2 separate regions of the Homo sapiens genome follow, and region 1 is linked to region 2. A link is a loop called in an ENCODE intact Hi-C map of the cell type or tissue named here. Cell type or tissue: mammary epithelial cell. All regions are shown on one strand. Links, peaks and the distances in the headings refer to the core of each region. The heading gives the core; the rest is flanking DNA. Region 1 overlaps HNRNPD-DT (HNRNPD divergent transcript). Region 2 holds the start of THAP9 (THAP domain containing 9).

Region 1 (5,377 bases), core at 145-5,144, 520 kb after region 2:
GAGAGTATTTCTTCACTCAAATATCAAAAGGAGGCTGGGAGTGGTGGCTCATGTCTGTAATCCCAGCACTTTGGGAGGCCAAGACCAGCAGATCACTAGGTCAGGAGTTCGAGACCAGCCTGGCCAACATGATGGAACCCTGTCTCTATTAAAAATACAAAAATTAGCCAGGCGTGGTGGTGGTCACCTGTAATCCCAACTACTCAGGAGGCTGAGGCAGGAGAATCACTTGAACCTGGGAGGCGGAGGTTGCAGTGATCTGAGATTGGGCCACAGCACTCCAGCCTAGGTGACACAGCGAGACTCCATCTCAAAATAAAAATGAAAATAAAAATAAAATAGAAAAAATAAAAGGGGGCTGGGCACAGTGGTTCACATCTGTAACCCCAGCACTTTGGGAGGCCAAGGTGGGTGGATCACTTGAGGCCAGGCATTAGAGACCAGCCTGACCAACATGGCAAAACCCTGCCTCTACTAAAAATACAAAAATTAGCCAGGTGTGGTGGTCCACATCTGTAATTCCAGCTACTCAGGAGGCTGAGGCATGAGAATTGCTTGAACCCAGGAGGCGGAGGTTGCAGTGAGCTGAAATTGCACCACTGCACTCCATCCTGGGTGAGAAAGCAAGACTCTTTCTCCAAAAAAAAAAAAAAAAAAAAAAAAAAATTCAAAGGGAAGTTCTTCAAATGTGACTAGCTGACTTAGGGGCTGTGCCTGGCCACAATGTTACCAGTGGTGATGAGTTCATTCTGATGAGCTGGCTTGCTGTTCTGTATTACCTCCTCTGGCTCCACTTGTTTCTCCTATGCTATTTATTACTAAGAGAAGGAAAAACTGATGCTGGGGAGCCCCAAGTAGCAAATGTCTACTACAGTAGCCAAAACATCAAGGATATAAATTAGTTAAACAGAAAAACCCCTCCTACAGAGGTACTATCTAATTATGTGTTACTATTTTTGAAGTGTGACTTTTAAGCAATTGTACTGAGTCTGAGAGCCTGAGAACTCTCAGCCCTGGCATGAGAAAGTGATTATTCTGAGGCAGCTCTTATGGAGTAAGGAAATATCAAATAACTGAGAGCCACTGCAACAAATGAAAAGGCCCCAAAGAGCCACAGGACAGAGACACTTTCCTAAACGTTTTCTTAGGTTTTCAATATTTCTAAATTGAACCTTAATCTGAAAACCCTGACTCTTCTGTATTCTTTCAATAATTATTCTCTTGAACTGCAACTCCTGCAAACTAAGTGGGACAATTATAAACTTAGCAGCTAAAAGAACCTTAAAAGTGGCTGGATAGGCCAGGCGCCTTTTTCCAGGCCTGCCCATGGACCAGTCAGCATGCACTTCCTCCTGCCCATGGACCAGTCAGCATGCACTTACTCCATGCTGAGCCCATAAAAACCCTGGACTCAGCTATACTCAGACTCTGGTCAGGACTGCCTCCCTGAGGATAGGAGATACCCACTTCAGGTCTCCTCTCCACTGAGAGCTGTTTGATCTCCCAATAAAGCTCTTCTCCACCTTGCTCACCCTCCAGTTGCCCGCATAACCTCGTTCTTCCTGCAAGTGGGACAAGAACTTGGGACCTGCCAAATGGTGGGAGTGAAAGGAGCTGTGGCTGTGGGTGGGAGCTAAAGGGGCTGTAACACTTTTCTGGTTGGCTCACCGAGCTGCAGGCAAGTGACACTCTCCCAGACTGTGGGAGTGAAGAGTGACAACCCTTCTGGGGTTCCAGACCTCAGGATTTCCCAAGCCAGAGCTGTAACCCTATAGCCTTCCTGTCTTCTGCCGGCACTGGGCAGCTGCCCCACACAATGGGAAGCAGTGGTGGGGCTGGGCCAGTCCAGGAGCCGCAGGCTGGAGCAGAGTGGCAGCACTGAAAGAGCTGTTAACACAAATGGGCTGAAACATGCCCCTCAACTCCCCAAGCTGTGGGTGACAAGAAGGAGAAAAGAGCTGTGGCCCTTCTGGGAGCCCAGACCTCAGGGTTTCGAGCTGGGGCTGTGACATGCTGTAACACCCTCTTTGGGGTTCTGCGGTTCCTGGTGTCTCTGAACTTTCAGGCGCCACTATGTTCCCCTCATCCAGACGCTGGTGCCTGCAGTGGAAGCCACCTGCAGTACATCTTGTCCAGCCGCAGCCTCGCATGGAGCCAGTGCTTGTGCTGGTGCCTGGAGCTGCTCACCCTGCTGCAGCAGCCAGCGTGCTTGGCTGTACACAGTGGCCAGACTCCATGCTCACTCACTCACACACCCCTCACTGCTCTGTGCATGGCTCACCCTTGGCAGGCATGAGATCTGGGCTGGTAGTGCAAGTGGAGTGCAGCCTGCTGGGCCACGTGGGCGGAACAAGCCCAGAGGGCATGGTAGCAGAGGTGCTACCAACCGCAGAGCTTTCCGGCTGGCAAAGAGACACCCAAAGGATCCTGTGACGTTATGGACAAACGCCACCTGCAGTAGCTAATCAAAATCTCATTCCAGAACTTCAGAAAGGGGTGGAAAATAAAGGAAAAAATATTGCATTGGATGAAAACGCTAGTCTGAGTCTTTACTGGAAATATTATCAATAATATTAATTCAAGTCTTTCTTGTTTAATTTTGAATGATCCCTTATTGTCATTAGAGCACGATTTTTCTTTGCAGAAAAATATCCTTCTAGGAAAAATAAGCAAAGTCACATGACCACATGTAAATAACACCCTCTTTGTAGATTTATCTTCTCAGAATAAATTAACCAAGAAAGGCTAAAAAAATAGTCAATTCATGGCCTGTCGCGGTGGCTCACGCTTGTAATCCCAGCACTTTGGGAGGCCGAGGCAGGCAGATTACTTGAGCTGAGGAGTTCAAGACCAGGTTGGGCAACATGGTGAAACCCCACCTGTACAAAAAATACAAAAATCAGCCAGGTGTGGTGGTGCACACCTGTGGTCCCAACTACTTGGGAGGCTGAGGGTGGGAGGATCACTTGAGCCCAGGAGGTTAAGGCTGCAGTTAGTTGTGATTGTGCCACCGTACTCTAGCCTGGGCAACAGAGCGAGATCCTGTCTCAAAAAAAAAAAAAAAGTCTTTTCTTGACAGTGCCCTTTTAACTCATCTCCCTGATGTCCTCCCACAGTCCACCGTCCACACAGCATCCATTATCTTCCACTTAAAGTCAGGTCATGTTCTTCCTCTGCTCAAAACCCTTCCATGGTTTCTCATGACTTTGATAATAAAAGTAGAGTGCCAACCACAGTTTACAAGACCCTGAGTAAGCTCATTACTGGCTACCTCTCAGGTATGATCTATTATACTTGCTTTCCTTCACTTTAGCCACACTGGACTCCATTTTTCATTGTAAGCACAAATCACGCTCCTGCCTCAGGTGTACCCTTTGCCTTGTAAAGTCTTCCCTAAGCTAAGTATATGGTTTTCTCTCTTACTTTCTTCAGGGCACTACTCAAAAAGTTATTTCCTTGAAGAGTTTTCTCTGACTGTCCTATAGCACATATCCTATGTGTAGCATTTTATCTTTTTCTTCCTATCACTTCCTAAAATTATATTACATATCTATTTGTCTGTCGTTTGTCTCTGCCACTAGAATGTCAGCTCCATGAGACCAGAGACCTTGCCTATTTTGATCACTGTTATATTTCCCAGTCCTAGAAATGTACATGTGCCATTAATGTGTTGCATGGTTGAAAGTGAATAACTACCTAGAAATTACCCCAGTATTTATGTTCTAAGAAGCATTTAGATGAATCAAGATATATCTTGGAGGTGGGAGGAGTTGGTGATTGATTGGATGTGGGGGGTGAGGGAGGGGGGATATCAAAGATGATTCCCTGGATTTTGGCAGGAATATATGGGTGGGTGGAGATGTCATTTACTGAGAAGAGGAAGACCAAAGAAGCAGGTTTGTAGGGAAAGTAGAGTTCAGTTTTGGACATCTAAAGCTTGAGATTCCTGTGAACATTCAAGTAGGGATGTCAAATAGGCAGTTTGATATGTAGGTCTGGAGTGAGAGGAGTGTATTTCCTTATTATTTCTTTTTTAAAGAGATGGGGGTCTCACTGTATTGCCCAGGCTGGGCTTGAATTACTGGGTTCAAGGGAATCTCCTCTTTCAGCCTTCTGAGTAGCTGGGACTACAGGCGTGTGATCAGCTTTGTCTGAATTCTTTTTTGAGCTACGTTTTAAAAAACTGTATCTAAAAGAAACTATTGACATCCTCATGAGTAAGCAGAACTGACTCTACAGTATTAGACTTTATGGCTGAAGTAAAACCCGACTTTTCAGAAGTTGATAGGGCTTTTATTTTCTGAATAAAGTGAAGCTTCCTGATAACCAAGGAATATGACAGAGAATGTTCACTGCATGGGCAATTGGTCACTTCACGTAAAATCACAAACTAACTCTCCAACAAAATGCTTAAATCCCACTGATGGTGTTCTGCAAATAGGTCCAGATAGGTTATAGGCTGTTTAACATGGTTGTAGAAGCAGCTCAAGTATGTGTACCTTGTATAAAAAAATGGGTTCTTTGGCTGTTTCTTCCACACTGTTTATTCCAGGTTGCCAACTGGCATACATACCCTATTAATACTTTAAAAATTTGAACATAAGGGAACCTCCTGCTGCATTTGCAGACTGCACCTAGCAGATGAAAACTGACTTCCTTGGCTTAGGTGTATGCATCTTGTTCTAGGTAAAAGTGATTCCAGTTTAATTCTCAAACAGACTTCATTTTTGGCCTTTTACAAGTACTTTAGTTTTTGCTGCAGAGAATAATTGCTTTACAAAGGCTAAATTCAATGATGATCTAGCATTTTAGTGTGTTATCTGAAACACACTGGGAATCTCCTAAAGCAATGGAATAGTTCATGTCTGTACATTGACAGGGGATATTCCTTCCTTCTACTGTTTGGGGCAAGTCCAATACAGCATCTCCAGCCACTTAAACAATTAATTGTTACCTATGAATGTGTAACAAAAAGTTTCATTTCATTCTCAAGAAATTTCATACATCCATCACCAGGTCATTTGAAGAAGCGTTTCGTTGTTGTTGTTGTTTTTGAAACAGGCTCTTGCTCTGTCGTCCAGACTGGAATGAAGTGGCATCACTGCTCACTGCAGCCTTGAATTTTTGATTCAAGCAATCTTCCCACCTCAGCCTCCTGAGTAGCTGGAACCACAGGCTCACGCCACCACACCCAGCTAATTTTTTTTTTTTTTGAGACATAGTTTCACTCTGTCACCCAGCTTGAGTACAGTGGTGCAGTCTCTACTCACTGCAACCTCTGCCTTGTGGGTTCATGTAATTTTCCTGCCTCAGCCTCCCCAGTAGCCAGGATTACAGGCGTGCGCCACCACGCCCAGCTTATTTTTGTATCTTCAGT
Region 2 (5,377 bases), core at 228-5,227:
CGCCACACACACACTTCAACCGTTGTCCTAAACTGCCTTCCCTTTCGGCCTCCTCACTTCAAATAATAAGACCATCCAATTAATGGAGGACTCCTTTCGCGTAACTCTCCTTAAAGCGGTAGGCGGTGCGAGAACCGGCTATTCAGAGGTAAACACTGGGCGGGAAGAGAGAGAATCTCAATTCTCACAGTGCCCCAATTCCGCTCCCACGCCCCGACGCTGCGCACGTCACGTCGCGTCACACACGCGGCGCGACCCACAGTGCGGCCCGGCCCCGCCCCACGCCACGCCACGGCCCGCCGGGCCCCGCAGGGAGTTCGAAGGCTTCGAGGCTGCTCCCATACGCACTGGTGGAAGGAGAGGCCGCGCTCCCGGCTGAGCACGGTGTCACGGGTGCTGCAGCCCACTGCGGAGCAACTTCGGGTCATCTTCTTGTTACGTGGGGCCCCACCTTCGGGGTTCCCGCGACAGCATGAATCACGACCACTTTAGCTCCGCCCGTTGACTCTGCGGCTACGACCTTTATTTGTCACGAAAGGCGGGCTTTAGAGGCGCGGGACTTCCACACTTCCTCTCCGAAGGCCCTGCGCCGGTGCCGTAGCCAATGACAGGCCACGTTGTGTCCCAGCAGCCAATCGGAAGGGCCTGAGCCTGAAGACGTGCATTTGACCGCTCCTCCCTCCGCGTTGGAGGCGGAATAGTGGGTTTTGCTGCAACCGGTTTATTTTCCTTCTGTTTTCACCCATTCTGGCACAATCTGGCGCCATCGTCCTTCTTGTGAGGCCAAGCCTGAAAATGCGAAGCAGAGAGGCAGGACCAAAATTGAGGCGAATCCAGGAACCTGCCAATGGGTCTCCGGGTGCGGTCTCTGAAACTGGAGGATATCGGGAGGAAAGGGTATGGAAGAGGGATAAAACACGGTGCCTTAGGTGTGTTGAAGACAGAGTCGGGCCAAAAATATATGATTTACTGAGATGCGTGTCGTGTTCTTGCGCTTTATCTTGTAGCTCTCCGATGCGGAGATAATGGGGAAGCTCTTGGCATGGTTGGCTGTAGGTATGTGATACCGGAGGAGCAGGAGTCAAATAGGATACGCCGACTTTTAATTCAAGGAACCCTTTTCTGAAACACTTTGCCACAATGAAGGAAATAAGGTAAGGTTCTTGGGGCTCCTCAGTAGTAATAGGGGCAGGGGACAAGGGGCAATTAAGTGGTTTTGGTTGGGAATGAGGCATTATGAATAGCTTTCAGGAGATAGAGCTTAGAACAATGTCTTAGTTATAAGCTCTTATGTTTGAGGAAGAGATTTCAATTTGCTTAGAGAAGGAAACGGGCCAGTGGGTTTTTGTCTCTGAGAAGGAGATCCTTAGCATACAGAAAACAGAGAAGGGTTTGCAACTTTTCCGTTTCTTTGTATAGCACACAAAAATAATTCCAAATATCCAGGCCTAACAAGATTGCTTCTTTTTCCCCTTTGTGTTTACTTTGTCCAGATTACAGCCGAAGATACATATTAAGGTATTACTTATTCACACCAGTTTTCCATTATAATATGCTTGTATCTTCTCTGAATGGAATTAATAGCTTTTGGTTATGGTTCCTTAAAAGTCACATGGCCTAAGGATAGATGGTCAAGGAACTTTGGAAAAATTGGTCCCTGGGGGATGTGCAGGGCAAATACTTTTTGGCTGTAAGGTGTGTGCAGAGAGTAAGAACTGGATTTAAATACTGTAAGTTGGTTGGGCTGTTAGAGCCTTTTCCTGCTCAACCAATTAAGACCCGAGTGAGGCTGAATAAAAATAACATTGTTTTTAGCTATCTTTAAGGAAAAAATTAGTTGCCTTATATTTTTGTAACAGTTTTACTCAGATATAATTCTCATACCACACAACTAATTGGTTTAAAGTGTACAATTCAGTGGGTTTTAGTATATGCACAGAATTGTGGAACAGTCACAATCAATATTAGAACATTTTCATCACTCCAGAAAGAAACCTCATTCTTACTAGCAGCACCTCCAAATATTCCCCCACCCCGCTCAGCAAACACTAATTTAGTTTCCGTGTGCCTCTGCCTGCTCTGTACACTTCATGTAAGTGGAATTATGAACTAATATATGGTCTTTGTGACTGGCTTCTTTCACTTGGAATGTTTTCAGAGTTCATCCATCTTATAGCACGTATCAGTACTTTATTTTTTATTGCTGAATCGTACTCCATTTTATGGATGTAGCAGATTTTGTTTATCCGTTCAACAGTTGGTGGACATTTGGGTTTTCCAATTTTTTTTTTTACTATTATGAACATTTGTGTACAAGTTTTTGTGTGGACAAATGTTTTCATTTTCCTGATTACACACCTAAGAGTGGAATTGGTGAGTCATAAGATAACTGTGTTTAGCTTCTTGAGGAAGTGCCAGATTATTTTCCCTAGTGGCTGCACCATTTTACATTCCCACCAGCAGTGGATGAGGCTGCCAGTTTCTCCACATTTTTGTGCATGTGAAGTGGCTGTCTCATCGTGGTGTTTGCCTTTTCTTAAGGACTCAAAAGTTTGCAGATACAGGCATTCACTTGCCATTTTCTTAAGGTAGAGTTGAAAGTACTGCTGCCAGTTCATCATCTGAAATGAGGGCTGTTTTCTTTCCTGTTTAATTGGATTGCAACTATTTGCCTTTCCTAAAGATGAAATAGTGTGCTTCCTACATTATTCTGACAACATTCCTTTAATTGTTAATTTCAGATGAATTTCTGAAAACTGCTTTTATCAGAACAGATTTACTTAAATGAAGGCAATAGCCGCAAGGGGTCACTGCTCTAGATATTTACTTCTGCATAGGAAATAAGTAATCCTTTATAGATGGAATTTTTTTTTCTTAGTTGTATTTTTGTATCTTTACATTTGTTTATAACTTATCTATACTTTTTTTGTTGTTGTGATTATTTTACTGTTGACATGGAAGTTCTCAATCTGATCATTTGGTTATATCATTGCTTCTTCTAGTAACTTCATATCCAGTGATTAAACCTTTTCACTGCTGTTCACATAATGAACCGTTGTGATTATTGAATACTTAAATGAGGATATGTAAGCTGTATTAAAGATAGTGTTATTTGCAAAGGCATTGACTATTGCACAAAAAATTTTAAAAGAAAATATCTCTTTTCAGGAATTGTACTCTCAGAGATGTTGAGAAAAGATACATGGGTCTTGGAAGATAATTACTCAAAATATGCAGGGAAGGTAGTATATCTTTCTATTTTAAATGTATTAAGTATTCCTGGAACTATAGCAGTGAGTTGGAAATGGAGGATTGTCCAAGTAAAAAACATTTATTAAGGCTTTAATGAAATCTACCTATTTTATGGTATATAATCTCATTAATTGTCCACTTGGAAAGAATAATAACAGATATTTATTTATTGGCCAGTTACTATGGGCCACAAATTATGCTGAGCTTTTTTTAATTTCATTTCATTTTATTTTATTTTTTGAGATGGGGTCTCACTCTGTCACCCAGGCTGGAGTGCAGTGGCGCAATCTCAGCTTATTGCAACCTCTGTCTTCCAGGCCCAAGCAATCTTCCCACCTCAGCTTCCTAAGTAGCTGGGACCACATGCATGTACCACTACACCTGGCTAATTTTTTTTTGTATATTTGGTAGAGACAGGGTTTTACCATGTTGCCCAGGCTGCTAAGCTTTTTATATACAGTATATAGAAAGAGTTGGTTTTCTTAAACAATATTTATTTCTCATAATAACTCTATGAAAGCAGGTATAGACTTCTTGCTTTCTAGGGTTGGTATCTTGCTTGTTGAGGACCTACCCTTTTGTGTTGCCGAATTTTTCATTGTTTGAGTTCTGTCTTTTGTTTCAGAAAGCCATGGAGTTTTGAAATTATTGTTATATCATTATTTGTTACATAATTATTTCTACTTCTAGAATCTCATGCTAACTTGGAAGTGTCTTCTCAGCATCAAGCCTGATATGGAGGGGCAGCTACACCCTAATACGCTCCAAAACTAGTTATGCTTTGTTTTATACGTAATGCTTCTGTTATTAGACAAGTGGTTTCCAAATATCAGAAGCAGTGCTAGGACTTAAAGGAAAAGGGGGAGTGTTTTTTCTTCTAATAGAACTTTTGAGCAGTGATGAAAGGAAAACAAGAAGACTCAAAAGATTATAAATCTCAGGCACGAATTAGTGTTCTGCCAATTAGGAACATTCTGATTGCTTGACAAGGTCTATATTTTGCTGATGAGGAGTAGAAGCCTGTGGGAGGTGGGGGTGGAAGCAGCAGAAGGAAAAGAGTAGCAAGTATTTAGTAAAATGTATTCATCATAGTGGATAAAAATCAAGCTTTGGGGAAAAAGGTCAAACTCCTTCAATGATGCTGTACATCTGTACCTTTACTCCATCCTATAGCAAATATTTGTATAACTGCACAGAAGAAATTGGACAATATTCCTTGAAAAATTCTTAGAAAGTTCAACTTTCCAAGTTAGTATCACCCCAAGGAAAATTATATGAGTAGGAATACCTAATTTCTAGCCATACTCTAGTTCCAATTAGCTTCTCTAAGTAGCTGGAACTGCAGGCGTGTGCCACCACACCTGGCTAATTTTTTGTATTTTTGGTAGAGAAGGGGTTTTGCCGTGTTGCCCAGGCTGCTAAGATTTTTATATATAGTGTATAGAAAGAGTTGGTTTTCTTGGCCAGGCATGGTGGCTCGCACCTGTAATCCCAGCACTTTGAAAGGCTAAGGCAGGTGAATCACCTGAGCTCAGGAGTTCAAGACCAGCCTGGCCAACATGGCGAAACTCCGTCTCTACTAAAAATACAAAAATTAGCCGGGCATGGTGGCACGCACCTGTAACCCCAGCTACTTGGGAGGCCAAGGCAGGAGAACCACTTGAACCCAGGAGGTGGAGGTTGCAGTGGGCCAAGATTGGCCACTGCACTCCAGCCTGGGTGACAGAGCAAGACTCTGTCTCAAAAAAGAAAGAGTTGGTTCTGTTAAACAATATTTATTTCTCATAATAACCCTATGAAAGCAGATACAGACTTCTGGCTTTTTAGGATTGGTATTTCACTTGTTGAACACCTACCCTTGTGTCAGATGTATAGCAGGTTAACAAAGTCAATACAGTGATACACTTGACATAATCTTTGTTCTGAGTTTTTTTCCCAATTATAGTAAAATTGGAGGTCTTAACTGTTCTACATTAGATAAATATATGCATTTGTTTTAAAGAGCTAAGCAATGAGAATCTTACAACTAGAGCTGAAGTTCAAGAAATAAATGTCCAATGATTAAATTTTTTCCACTGCTGTTCACATCATGATTTGTTGTGATTAATGTATGTGGATGAGGACA

What was found. Hi-C counts contacts between places; a loop is a spot of excess contacts. Peaks named below come from ENCODE experiments on the same cell type or tissue, not always from the same donor. Only the 100,000 strongest peaks of a DNase experiment are listed, where the experiment ranks them.
Region 1: it touches region 2 in a loop (4-fold over the local background); 32 of 110 quality-filtered maps call a loop at or near these places.

What each region holds. Positions count from the first base shown.
Region 1 is chr4:82,377,463-82,382,839 of GRCh38, reverse strand. All of the region lies in intron 1 of HNRNPD-DT (HNRNPD divergent transcript), which reads right to left. Among named protein-coding and RNA genes, the nearest start is that of HNRNPD-DT, 5.6 kb to the right of the region's middle. RefSeq lists an enhancer at 2,021-2,594. In mammary epithelial cell, for the core only: a CTCF peak has its summit at 2,456; a DNase peak (open chromatin) is centred at 2,329.
Region 2 is chr4:82,895,854-82,901,230 of GRCh38, reverse strand. THAP9 (THAP domain containing 9) reads right to left here and starts at 496. Exons shown (of 5, transcript NM_024672.6): 1 at 349-496. The coding sequence starts at 428. It overlaps THAP9-AS1 (THAP9 antisense RNA 1), which reads left to right and starts at 315. Exons shown (of 4, transcript NR_034077.1): 1 at 315-897; 2 at 1,008-1,154. It overlaps SNORD144 (small nucleolar RNA, C/D box 144), which reads left to right and starts at 3,006; the gene lies at 3,006-3,091. SNORD143 (small nucleolar RNA, C/D box 143) reads left to right here and starts at 5,303; the gene lies at 5,303-5,377. It also overlaps a transcript of SEC31A not described here. RefSeq lists a silencer at 137-486 and enhancers at 12-531, 797-916, 532-1,051. In mammary epithelial cell, for the core only: CTCF peaks have their summits at 2,427 and 2,798 (motif pointing right); DNase peaks (open chromatin) are centred at 630 and 2,430; H3K4me3 peaks cover 3,109 bases; H3K27ac peaks cover 2,649 bases.